Linked DNA regions of Homo sapiens: all the other regions are linked to region 3. Evidence: chromatin contacts called from ENCODE Hi-C or POLR2A ChIA-PET data. All regions are on one chromosome and are shown on one strand. Each heading gives the region's core, a stretch centred on a gene start or an enhancer-like site at or near the end of the contact. The rest is flanking DNA. Distances are from core to core; before and after follow the strand shown. Region 1 overlaps LINC02742 (long intergenic non-protein coding RNA 2742). Region 2 has its middle 66 kb from the start of LINC02742. Region 3 has its middle 260 kb from the start of LINC02755.

What was found. A loop is a pair of places that touch in the nucleus more often than their neighbours do. ChIA-PET counts read pairs that join two places held with the same protein, here RNA polymerase II (POLR2A). Pooled maps may share reads with other maps.
Region 1: a map of PC-9 shows a loop between it and region 3 (6-fold over the local background). The contact joins two enhancer-like sites. A Hi-C loop is called at or near these places in 9 of 168 maps with a recorded cell type or tissue (A673, Caco-2, Calu3 and 6 more) and 4 of 50 pooled maps.
Region 2: a loop to region 3 is called in a map of Calu3, with 15 times the contacts of the local background. The contact joins two enhancer-like sites. A Hi-C loop is called at or near these places in 7 of 168 maps with a recorded cell type or tissue (Calu3, IMR-90, PC-9 and 3 more) and 6 of 50 pooled maps. POLR2A ChIA-PET finds 5 or more read pairs at or near these places in 2 of 52 experiments (A549 and BJ).

What each region holds. Positions count from the first base shown.
Region 1 is chr11:29,018,189-29,022,825 of GRCh38, reverse strand. The region is part of intron 1 of LINC02742 (long intergenic non-protein coding RNA 2742); the gene reads right to left. Among named protein-coding and RNA genes, the nearest start is that of LINC02742, 120 kb to the right of the region's middle. Within about 2 kb of position 2,390, at least 3 of the 41 ENCODE cell types and tissues checked have a DNase peak (open chromatin) inside an H3K27ac peak, as active enhancers do.
Region 2 is chr11:28,834,072-28,838,209 of GRCh38, reverse strand. No RefSeq gene overlaps it. Among named protein-coding and RNA genes, the nearest start is that of LINC02742, 66 kb to the left of the region's middle. Within about 2 kb of position 1,794, at least 5 of the 41 ENCODE cell types and tissues checked have a DNase peak (open chromatin) inside an H3K27ac peak, as active enhancers do.
Region 3 is chr11:29,327,042-29,331,681 of GRCh38, reverse strand. No RefSeq gene overlaps it. Among named protein-coding and RNA genes, the nearest start is that of LINC02755, 260 kb to the left of the region's middle. Within about 2 kb of position 2,486, at least 2 of the 41 ENCODE cell types and tissues checked have a DNase peak (open chromatin) inside an H3K27ac peak, as active enhancers do.

The sequences.
Region 1 (4,637 bases), core at 1,141-3,640, 310 kb after region 3:
GGTAACTAGGGTGGCAACAGACTGAAAGGCATTTCTTATTGCTAATTTCAGCCATGCTAACATGAGGAGCTATTTTAAGGTCAATCCAACGTGAAAGATGTGAGAATACTTTTTTAAAGTGTGGCATAATAATATCTTGTATCATCATCACAGTCGTCATCATCATTAATCTACTTATTTTAATATTTTATAGGTGAGTCATAATTGTATATATTTATCTTAATTTTAATATTTTAGGTGAGATTTATACTTATATAACAGATATTGATTAGTTTCAGTTTTAGGGAACAAATTGAAGTCATTACTTTCAGTATGCAAATTTTATGACTCAGTTCCATTTTGGTCTGAAACCAGATTTTCTTCCTTCTCCTTCCAGATATTCCCCTTTCATTCTGAAGCTCAGACCTGGTGACAATTTTTTTTTTTTTTACAGAGAACAGTGAGAATATTACCTACAAAAATTCCACATCTAGCTTGTTATTATTATTGTCATCTGGTGAAACTGTGAAATAATGACATGGTGACTCTATGTAAACAGATCACTAGCCACCATATGTAGGTATTTTTTTACCTCCTTAGAAGAACACAACACTTCCTTTTATCCGTCTTTGTCTAAAATGGTAGTAGTTCCTTGCTGATACTCAACTCTGGTTTATCTATCTTATATTTGACTCTCTTTCCTTTTATCTAACTAACTCCTTGAGTTAGTTTTCTTCTGCTGTAAATACTTCAAGTGATTTCCATTCTTCTGTTTAGATAGACTTTGATAAATACAATGAATTAACATAAAGTTTTATGTTCTGTTTGTGTCCCAGGAAAACATAGGATAGTTAGTAGAGGGACCCTTCTCCAGCAGGTTTTCAGCCCCAAGATGCTTTGCTCTGGAAACTCCACCCCTATCTAAATTTTTGGGTCTTCTCTATTCAGTGGTACATGGAGAGACAGAGTAAGAATGAGGGAACTGGGTATAGTAACTGTATGGGTCAAATCTGCAACTGGATGGCCATCACTTCTACTTATATTCAATTGGCAAGAATGTAATCTACCCACATGGTTGGCTACACACACCTAACTGCAAAGAAGGCTGGAAAATATAATCTAGCTTTAAGCTAGCTTTAAGCCTAGAAAGAAGAGAAGAAAACATACCATTAAACATTATCAGTTTCTTCCTTGGTGTTCCAGTCTAACTTCTGTATCTTATGGCTTGGCAGATGGTGATAAACATCATAAAGAAAAACGAAGCTGCTGCTACTCTAGACAGGTTACTCAGGGAATACCATCAAAAACCTCACAGAGTAAGACAGCAAGCTATGGGAAATAGGGGAAGACTACTCCATGTAGACCATGTTAAATGCAAAAGCCCTGAGGCACCAATAACATTGGCATGTTTGAAAATTAGTAAGGAGCTAGTATGGATGGTATTTACTTAATATTTAATTGTTTTAAAAAGATCTTAGTGAACTTTTTAATCTTCAGGACTATTTTTAGAATAAATAAATGTATTTAAATTATGAAAAAATCTGTCTTCCATAGTAGAAATTATATACCAATGATTTCGACAGAAATCTTCCTTCCATTCCCTTCCAATCAGATCTTTTTCCTCCTTTCCTATCAATAACCCTTTTCATTAGTTTTCTGTTTTATATAACCACTGTTTTTTTTTCTTAAAATCATAAGCAAATATATACCAAGTAACAAACCATTCTGGCAACCATTTCTTATCATTTGGAGATCCTCCTGTTACTTTTTGCCACTAATTAGTAATCCATTTTGTGGACATAGCATATTCCATTCAACAAAGACCCTACAGGTGTATTACTTTGTCTTTTGCAAAGTAGAGTAGCCTTCCCTAAGTCACTTACTTTTATCATTCTGTTTTACTTTCCTCAAAGCATATATCACTTCAAAAATTATCTTAATCATTTACATGTTTATTTCCTGTCCTCTCACTCTGGCATTATCAGTGCCAGTAAGCCAGATACCTTGTTTTTCTTATTTCTATATCTGCATTCCTTGGAATAGTGTGTGACACTTAGTAGAAGCTCATTTGTTGAATGCATGCTTTTGTTTTACTCCTTTAAAGCATCCTGATGGTGGTTAGTGTTTTTTCAAAAGGAAGTGGGAAGCAGGCTGTATTAGTTAGGCTTCTCCAGAGAAACGAAACCAATAGAATAGATAACTAGATAGATAAATAGACATGACTTATTATAAGGTATGATTCACATGATTATGGAGGCTGATAAATCCCATGATGTTCCATCTGCAAGCTAAAGACAGAAAATCTGAGGGCGCAATTCAATGGCCCAGCAGCCAGGGGGCTGATGGTATACATTTTAATCCAAGTCTGAAGGCCTGAGAACCAGGATCCTGAGGGGCAGAAAATATTGATGTTTTAGCTTAAGTAATCAGGTAGAGGGAGTATGAATCCAAACTTGCTCCTCCTTTTTGTTCTATTCAGGCCTTCCACAGATTGAATGATGTCTCTCCACATTAGGGAGGGCAATCAACTTTACTAAGTCCCCCAATTCAGATGTTAATCTCTTTTAGAAACACCCTCATAGACACATCCACAAATAATGTTTAATCAGATATCTGGGCATCCCATGACTCACTCAAATTTACACTTAAAGTTAACCACCACATAAGCTCGTAGTTGTAAAAAAAGGCTGCAAAGATACTGGTTTTCCATCTCAGGGGTGAAAGAGATATCCTCTGCCAGACATAGTTTAGCAACAGGCTGGGCAGGCAACCTGTGAGGTGGGGGAAGGAAACCACTCAGGAAATAATTGAAGCAGAATATTGTAATTGTTAAGAGCTTGGCTTTGGATTCTATCACTTGCTAGCTATGTGACCTTGAACAAGTTACTTAACTTCTCTAATCTGTAGATTTCTTATTTGTGGAAATGGAATAATATGTTCCTTATGGAATTGTATGCATTAAATAGGATAATCCATATAAAGGGCTTAGTGCAGTGCTTGGCTCAGAGTAAGATATCAATGAATATTAGCCATCATCGTCATTATTATTAAAGAAAAACAAAGTTTGAGCCTTCTGGAATCTGGATAAACACACTGAGAACATTATGCTTTGCTGTTGTTGTGGATACAGGGCCAGAATATTACTAGACATAGAGCTGACATTTAGAAAGAAAATATAAGCCACAGAGCCAGTAAGTGTCACAGGTAGGGAAGCTGGGTTTCAAAGTGAAGCTTTCTGCCTGCTGGCCCTGTATTCTTAGTAATATGATAGCAGAAACAGCAATTACGATAGACTGTTTTATTAGAGAAATAAATGATTTTTAAATATCTCTATGTACACGGTCTCTGAATAAAAAACTTCAGACCCACTCCTCTGATTATAAGATGCCAACATTGTCTTACACAGGGCCTGGTGAATAATGCACCATTACTGAAGGAGAGGTGGTAAGAAAAAGCAGACAAATTCAAGAAAACAAGGAAATAAGGGAAGAACAAAGAGCAAGTGGACTCCATTGTGTCTGAGTGCAGGGATGGATTCTAAGGCTTTCCTATGAATTTGTTAGGACCGCACTTAGAACTGCAGAGTTCCAACAGCTTCCTTAAAACATTTCATTTAACATTGTTATGCTCAAATAATTAAGAGTTGACTAGTAAACAGATGTCAGATGTTCAGAAATCTCACTTAATATAATTAAAACACATATACTGAATGCTCAGATAAATATGCTTTGGCCATGAGAATTTTTTAGATACTCATTAAAATCCATATTTAGCAATCTAACATAGCTTTTTAAAGTACTTTCTTTGTGGTAAGAAACTACTTTCATTTTTTAATGTGTCCCTCAGAGAGAAGAATAATTAGAAGAATTGAAAAACATACACAGTAAGGGCCATGGAAATGGTGATTATGTCTGTATTCTCTCCTAGTGTTTTGTCTACACTCAGCTGTCTTTCTGGCATTTCCTACGTGATTCACTAAGACTGCCTTGTTGTGGCAACAACTGAGTATTTCATTTATCACCTCCGTATCTCTTGTATTACTGAATGACTAAGTATTTGTGCAAATGCTGACCCCTTCAGTATACTGCCAAAGAATGGCACTGTAAAACATGAATATTACAATAAAAAAACATGAATCACATCTGTGTTGAGGTTCTTTATTGTTGTTTTTCTCCCTTTTAGTTATTTATGTAAAGCAGGATAGAGACTTTATGTAAAAAAAATTTAAACAATAGGTAAAAATTGAAAGTCCTTGTGAAGTCTTTCCTCTTAATTTCTTCTCTAGAACTGTCACTGTGATTGTTTTCTTGTTTATTTCTCTAGAACTTTTCCTTTACATTTACAAAAATAAAACAGACACATGAATGCACATAAAAGCTCATGTATACTTATAGCTTATTTTCTTTTATAAAGAAATAAGAAGAATTATTTCTTTATAAAGAATTACAATCCAACTAGATATATTGCTCTGTAACTTACTATTGTTATTTCCTAATATGACTTAAGGATCTTTTCATGTTATTAGATGTAGAATTATCATATTCTTGAAACTCTACAATGTGGATACATCAGAGGTTGCATTACTTTTTATGAATTGGTAGATTTATATTATTTTCAATTTTTCCTCGTTACCTAAAATGCATGTACATGATTAATCA
Region 2 (4,138 bases), core at 545-3,044, 490 kb after region 3:
AAGGTAAGATTTTATAGAATACATTTCATCTTTATCATACTGTACTGTTGACCATTAAACTTGATTAATAACAATGATACAGCAATAATCATAATTTTTCAATGTGAAATTTCAGGTACATTCCCAAACACTTTACATATACTTTTGTTAAATTATATACTCACTACTACTATACAATTATTTTTCTTTTTTTTTTTTGAAACAGAGTCTCGCTTTGTCACCAGGCTGGAGTGCAGTGACACAATCTTGGATCACTGCAACCTCCGCCTCATGGGTTCAAGCAATTTTCCTGCCTCAGCCTTCCGAGTGGCTGGGATTACAGGCGCCCACCACCATGCCCGGCTAATTTTTGTATTGTTAGCAGAGATGGGGTTTCACCATGTTGGCCAGCATGGTCTGATCTCTTGACCTCGTGATCTACCCGCCTTGGCTTCCCAAAGTGCTCAGATTACAGGCATGAGCCACCGTGCCTGGCCTACCACTATTTTTCAAATAAAGAGACTTAGTATCAGCGATTGAAGAAACTTGCCTAAGATTTCAGAGTTGTAAGCACCTAACCTAGAATTTGTGCCCATATCTGTCTAACATGAAGTGAAATCACTATGTTATTCTGCCTTTAAATTTTATAGTTGGTGTTGTTAACCAGATATGATAATGGAAACCACAAAACATGTACATTAATCTAGATGTTACAGACTCAATGAAAGAGTGACTATTATTTGGATCATAAATCCCAATTTATGGGATGAAATGATGAAGTCATATGATCAGAGGAACTATCTTCTCTGAATTGAGGGGCTGATACATCAATACAGGATATTTTAAGGACACTGAGGTTTTGAGCACTGAAGAAGATGCACTTTCTGTGTCCTGATAGAGTGGGGATCCCAGCTGAAATGTAACGGGTTGGGGTACAAAAAGGGCTGGACATCTTTGGTAAATTGCTGGAAGAGTCCTATCTAAAGTTAATTTTAATAAAGTGCATCTTACAGAGCCATGAACAAAAAGGTGGACCCAGTTTGAAAGCCAGAATCAGAGGAGAAGAACAAATCTGACTGCAATAAGCTGTTTCTTAGATTGATCTCCAAGTACAGCCACTTCCTCAGACTAGATTCTAAGATTCTAAATCAGTGTTAATGAGAATATGAGTGAAGGGGATGGGAGGGGACTCTATATAAAACACCAAAGTTTTCTCTCTCTTCAGATAAATCTTACCTGTCTTTAATCAACTCTACAGCAGTTCACTACTTTGATAAGGACACTTACTCCTCTCACCACCCAGCTTATAATACTTTACTCTTGAGTAAGACATCAGACCTTAACGAGGCTATTCTAGCTCTTATAGGCATCAGGTTGCAGCATTCTCTCCCTTATTCTCTGTAATTTACCTACTCTGGATTTTTTCAGATCCTGAGAAGTTTCACACTCCAACTGGCACAGAATCTTTGGGTGATTTCTTTTGCTGTGATAATGGACCCCTTGTTCCCACTCTGTGCATCCCTACATTACTTAGCTAGTGCTTACTAATCCTTCAAATCTCATAGCAGTCTCTTCCTTTAGAATTCTTCCTGTGATTGTGGTCTTGTGTGCGTCATTATTGGACTTATTTGAGTAAAGTCTGGCTCTTCTACTTAACGTGGGTGCTTTTGCTAACTATTTTATATCCAGCACCAAGCACTATGCCTGGACTGAGTACACATTCTTTAAATGTTTGCTCCATGAATAAATGGACTTTGGTACCAACGGAATGCTGCTTTAGAACCCTCTAACAGGATATAACACAAGAGAATGAAAGCCAATCCCTCCTTCTTTCACAAAAGAAAATTACACAGCCCAGTGATCACTTCCTGTGTCCCATCACAGCATGAGACTGGCAAGAGCTGGCAATGCCCTGCAGCATCAGACTGCAGAACTCTGTAGAAGCTATGGAGGTTCCTGGCAGTGTCTGAAAAATGTAGTGACATTTTTACATTTAGTGGGAGTGGGAGTCTAGGCAGGAGACAAGTGGAAAATTAGTATCACCAGGTAACTAGTCAAATTGATGATGGAGATATTTTCTTGATCATGTTTGAGACATCTTCTAAGAACTCTCAAAACATAACTCTTGAAGGTTTTTAAAAATCTGAATGTCCTGATTTGGTAGATTCAGGCTCAAGTATTTAAAATTTCAAGACGAGTGTGTTAATTTCCCACTAATCCAGACCAAGGTCAAGGCCCTGTTAGAGGAAGAAAGTCAGTGATCGCTGACTCATGGCCAGCAATTAGAATGTAGGTGCTGGCTCTTTGCTCATAAACCACATGATTTAGGACAATTAGAGGATAATGTTGCTTCGGGATTTCTACATTTAGCATTTGGGCCTATCTCTTGTTTTATTATTTCTTTATTATTCTATAGTTGTAGATGTGCTTTCAGAATTTACTGAGCCTCAGTATTTAGAATAATGTATTGCTGTTAATGTGTTTTTTTAGCCACAATCTTAAACATTTCCATCTTTCTATTACTTGGAAACCATATTAGTTAATACATCAATTTCATAACATTGCAAAAAGATTTAAGACATTACACATATTACCCTAATTTGCTTCTTAGGATAATATGTCAAGATTTCTCCCCATATATATATATTTTTCAAACAACCATTCCAGATGTCTTTGGCTGTAGTTTGCTCCCAAGAGGGAAGAGTGTGGTGATGGACCACCCAGATTCTTTTTGCTAAGCTAATGCAATGGGAAATTAAGTCTTTGCACTGCCATCAGTCCCCAAGCCTTCCATTCCTTTTTCTTGTCCCTTAAATTATTAGCAATTCCTGTTGTTCATTTTTTTAAAAGCATTTCTATGGGCCTTTCATCTTGTGCTCATCTCCCCTCATGGTTTTTTTTTATATATACTTTAAATTCTAGGGTACATGTGCACAACGTGCAGGTTTGTTGCATATGTATACATGTGCCATGTGCGTATGCTGCACCTATTAACTCATCATTTACATTAGGTATATCTCCTAATGCTATTCCCCCCCTCCCCCAACGTGGATGAAGCTGGAAACCCTCATGTTCTTAATGCCAGCAACATCTGCTGGTCCTGAAAAGCTTGCTGGCTGATACACTCAGATTGTTAACATAATACTAACAGTCAAATACTTGGTGACTCATGACCTATCAATTGACTTTCAGCTCTTGTTCTTTCAGTTTAAAACTGGCAAATTAAAAAGAAAATACATGCAAATTCTGCAAACAGAGACAGCCTTTTGTCAGCTGGAATCGAATTTCCTTGTAGTCTTTTTTCAATGAATTTCTCAACTTTTCTTCTTCCAGCACACTCCCTTTTACCTCAATTTTTGCTAAGGAGTGTTTCATTTTCTTCTCATTCTTCTCAGTTGCCTAACTCTTACCTATGAAGCCTCTCTCAAGTCTATATTTTCAGTGAAGCTCTCACTCACTAATGCAATAGTTGTAGGCTTCATAGCTACTGGGAATCTCCATCCAGATGTGCCACAAGCAATTCACTTCCTGTGCTCCTAAAAAGAATTATCACATGAAGTGAGAAAATCTAAAAATGGTATTCTTTTACTATCCAGAATATTTTCCATGAAAAACCACTGAGGAAACACAAAATAATTGTGATTTCAGAAATGATATCTCAATAACTTTTCTTTCAAGACACCTTTTTCCTTAGCTAAGCTGTGATGAAATCAAACTTCTGATGATACCAACATAATCAATTACTGTGCTAAAAATTTTCCTAATCACTAAATTTTCCTGGTGATATTATGACCAACTGACATCAAATTCCCTTCCAAGTTGAATCCCTCTTTCCCTATACCTCAACAGCCTCTGTTTCCCCATTGCATATTTCAGTGAGCACCACTAAATATCCACCCAGTCCTCTGAGAATCTTTTTTCCCAATCCTCAATACCTAAAGAATTGATTTTTACATGTAGCATTTTAACATTTATACAGTTTTCCTCCATTCTATTCATTTCTGTCCTAACACTTCCTATCTTCAGGCTTTCATCACCTCACTCCTCAATTTTTGCAAGATACTCAAAAGATTTCTTCCTATATTGGTCCATACCTTGTTCAATACATTCTTCTCAATGATTCTGGAATAGTTTTCCTAAAACAAGAAATGTAATTATG
Region 3 (4,640 bases), core at 1,237-3,736:
TGTTTGTTTTGCATACTATGACCTAGACTCACTTGCATAATTCTTCCTTTAACTTCCGGATCTCCACTGTACATTAGCTAATTTTTCCTTTCACCTCTTTGAGACAGTCTCCTCTTTGTTGAAGCCAACAAGGAGATCCAACAAGGTGTGGAGCAGATATTATAAATAGCAGTGATTTTAAATTAGATTCCTTTTTTTTTAGTTGAGATTAGGGAACAGTTTCTTGCCAATGGGCATAAGGACTATAATTGTAAATTCTTGGAGAAAGAAAATTGATCATCTAAAATATTCTTGATGAAATTCACCTTCAGTCAATGAACATTAAAAAACGACAAGGTAAAAGTGGACGTACAGTTCTCAGTGGTTTTATTTTATTCTGAAACTTTCCTATACTTTGTTGGTAGATCAGTAACAAAGGTGTACCTATCCTTAATCGAATTAGTCTGTTCGTTCTGATTGTCAAAGTGGGTCTTATCTCCTATGGGAAAACCGTAGAACTATTTATCTTTGATTCTTATCTCCCAGAAAGAAAAACAAATCTCTTCAGCCTGAAGCGGATTGATTCTAGACTTATATTACAAGGAAAGTCCAGTACTAAGAGATATAGAACTTTCCACTTTTCTGTTTTTGAGTAGTAGTTTAGATTCAAGAACTCATTTGGAGATGAAACAAAGAAATATCTAAATTAGGAAAATATTCATAGGGTTACATATTCCCATAGGTAAATTGATAAAAGCCATGACTTAGAACATCTGCAAGTTGGTGAAAATTCCTAACCTGCCTTCTCTCTGCTATATATCAACCATCTTTGAGCTATTGAAGGGGAGAATTCTGAATTAAAGGATATAGTTCAAAAGTGTTACTCAATAAATATTTGTAATTGTTTGTGATAAGTGATACATTAGTTATCAATGCCATTATCTGTTTTGTAATTGTGGAAGGGGTTGGTGGGAAGCATGACGGTGGTCCTGGGAACAGTGACAACAGCCAGGGCAATGGGGACGTGAATGTCATGCTGCTAGAAGTGCTGAAAAATGTAGCTGTGCACAGACGCTCCTCATGGAGTATGGGTGTTTTACACCATTCCCAATATCTCATGGACTGGTATTACAAAACAAATTCTGTAATCAAGAGTTATCTGGAAAAGAACAATGCACACTCTTTTATTCATATTATAACTACACTGCACCGAACCCAGTGGAATATATCAGTGAGGGGCAAACCAATAATTTTGTAGAAAATAGTAATTTGAGGCTGGAATGGAACAATCTGGATGATGAACAGAAACTTCTGAGCATCTGGTGACCATGTAAGAGGGAGCTAAAGAGTCAGCAATGATAGTAATACCCGCTTTGGTTTTCAACATGCTCTATGCTGGCTCCCAGTTTCTGCTGAGGTGGTGCCGGTATCTGCTATGGAAATTTATGAGGAAAGACAGAAGAGGTGCTGTTCTCTCACCTTCACATTAATCAAAGGAGCTCTATTTTTACCTGTCTTATACATTGAGTTTCTATGAAGGATCTCATTTGAAGAACCAGATCTATTCTAAAAAATAAAAGATTACCTGCCATAAAACCCTATTGCTCATTGAGAAGGCCAGAAAGAGTGTTTCGGCTTTGTCTTTGAGTCAGTAAAACAATAAAAGGTGAACATCCATGCCTTAATTTTCCACAGCAATAGCTTACAAAGTGCAGTCCCTCAGCCAACAACAGTATCAGTATCTCCTTGGAAGTTTTTATAAATGCAAATTCTTGAACATTACTCCAGACCTATCTAAAGCAGAAACTCCAATAAAGCCCAGCAATCTGCATTTTAACAGGTTTTTAGTTGATTCTGATGCATGTTCAAGTTTGAGAACAAGTGTCCTAGAGCTTAATTTAGTTTACCAAGTAAAAGAAATGAGGTGGTATGAATAGAAAGTCACTGTCAGTGCAGTAGTGCACTTTCTAAGGAAAACCTCTTCCAAGTATTATATCTTAGCTCCAGTCTAAATCATCATAGAGAGAATTGGTTTTCAGTTTTAGAGAAAGGAAAAAATGCCTCCAGTTCTTCTATTCCTCCAGCCCCATAAATATCAGTCAAAATAAAGCACTAGCTTAACAACTTAAAACCATTGAATAACGCTTTGAAACTCTATCTCGGCCCCAAGCTGCTTATTTGAAAATAGGTGGAGCTAATTAAGAGACAATGGTAAAGTCACTGACATGTTACAATTTGCAGTGGTTAAACGCAGTCTTGTATTTTGTTTCTAACAGATTCATTAAAATAACTGTTGCTCATAAATTCCACTCCAACTAGGTCACCAGGTGATGCACATGTAGGAACAGTGCTAGAAGAAACTGCAGTCACAGGGAATGAGGCAGGATCATAGGTTGTCAGTTTCCTTCCCAGAACCAGGGCATTTGCCATATCAGTTACCTTCCTGAAATCATGACCCATGTGGGTGAGACTATGCTAGATTACACTGGAGTTACATTTGGACTTTTCGTCAATTCTCAACCCTGGCTCTTCTCATTTCAATGATGTTATGCCACTAGATGGCTCCAGAGTGTCTACCTGCACATGAAAGTCCAGAGATTTGAAAATTTGAGTGCACTTTGTAAGCTTTCCGCAGCCATGGTCCTCTGCAATTGAATTCCACTCAACCAGAGGTGATGTCTCATTTTCTCTCCTCCGTCTTTCAAGAGTGATGGTGTCAACAGAAAACATGAATGCCGCAGACCAATAAAGCACGTGTCTTCTCCACATTCCAAACTTTAAAGTCTAGCTTTGAGCAGATGATATATGAATGCTGAAAGTGGGAATAAACATTCTGTTTTATAGCATTTCATAACTTAGGTGGTTGTGGGTTATTAGAAAATGTAACAGAACAAAATGGACCAAAGATTTCCCATGCTCAAGCCTTGCTTAATCAGAGAAGCTAAGAGGTAAGTTATTAAGCCTGACCTGCCTTTTTTATATTCTGTTCTGGTGGTGTTGGTTAGTGTGGAAACTCAATTTTTGTTTGTTTTAGTTTTTCTAAGTGTAAAAGTTGGTTTTTTTTTTTTTTTAAGTTTGTGATATGAACTCAGTTTCTTCTAGGCTTAGCTTTCATTTCTAAATTAATCCAATTTGACGACAGCTTCTAAAATGAGCAATCACGCTTACCAAACTCTCCCATTGTGATAATGAATTGTTTCTGGGATGGATACTTGAAGTAAGTGGAAAGCAACCATAGACTGAAATTACCCATCCAGAGGCCTGAGAGAACATGGATCAGGAGACAAAAAGCCTGAATCCAGAAGGAAGAAGGCTCTAGGGTTGAAAAGGCACCCCGTGTCAAAGTAGGAGCTTCACTTTGGCAAACCAAAGCCATAAAGAATTTGAAGTTTGGGGATACTAATTTTATGAATAAGCAGAGGAATTCAGTCTGCAGAAAGAAGAATGGGATGTGTACAAAGAAAATATCATATGCGAGAAAAAAATTTAGACTCAGAAAGATACACAGTATAGGTATCTGAAAAGCTTCCAGTTCCTACGTGCACTGCTTATACTTCCTTCAACCAAATGCCACATGTGGTTTTCTGAGACTTTACAGCCACTCTTTCCCCAACTTTTTACATTTTCCTTGAGCTGACTGTCAAAGATTCCCGAACAGTCCTTTGTTCTCAATGAACTAAAATTTAGAAAGCATATTTTATTGTGAGTCAACTCAAAATACTAAATTCCTTATAGTTGAGTTTATGAAATAGGGGAAACTGTCTCTGTATCTTTGGTCCCGATAGTTTTTTGGTTCTTTGTCACCACTATCTCCTGACAGAATGATGGTATTGGCCTCTGACCTGGTTCTTTGCTACTCTCCACCCTCCCATAAGAGTAACATTTTTTTTTTTTTTGAGACAAGAGTCTTACTCTGTTGCCCAGGCTGGAGTGCAGTGCCGCGATCTCGGCTCACTGCAAGCTCCGCTTCCCCGGTTCACGCCATTCTCCTGCCTCAGCCTCCCGAGTAGCTGGGACTACAGGCGCCCGCCAACACACCCGGCTAATTTTTTGTATTTTTAGTAGAGACGGGGTTTCGCCATGTTAGCCAGGATGGTCTCGATCTCCTGACCTTGTGATCCACCCACCTCGGCCTCCCAAAGTGCTGGGATTACAGGCGTGAGCCACCGTGCCTGGCCGAAGAGTACAATTTTTAAAACAGAAATCTATTTTTTCCACTCCTTGATTTAAACCATCTTTCCTATAAGAAAAAGTAAAGTAAAAGCCTTACAACGGCTTTCGGGTTTTTGGCCTGGGTCCTGTCCATCTCTCCAATCTCATCTTAGAGTCCTATTTCTTCTCTTCATTCTCTGTGCTCTAGCCACCCTGGCCTTTCAAGTTCTAGGACAGACCATTTTCTTTCCAACTTCAGAATCTTTGAACACACTCTCCCTTTTCTGTTAACTCCTTCGCCCTTCATCTTTTACTTCAAATGCTACTTCCTTAGGAAGAAATTCATAAACCCCTACAATAAAAAGACTTCATTTTAGCACCCTGTTTCCTGCATAACACTTATCTCATTTTGAAGCATTTATTCACATTCACTTGTGTCTTGTCACCTATTCTCCCACCAGACTGCAAAATCTATAAAAACCGCTACTTTTTAGTGTTTTTGCTCACAG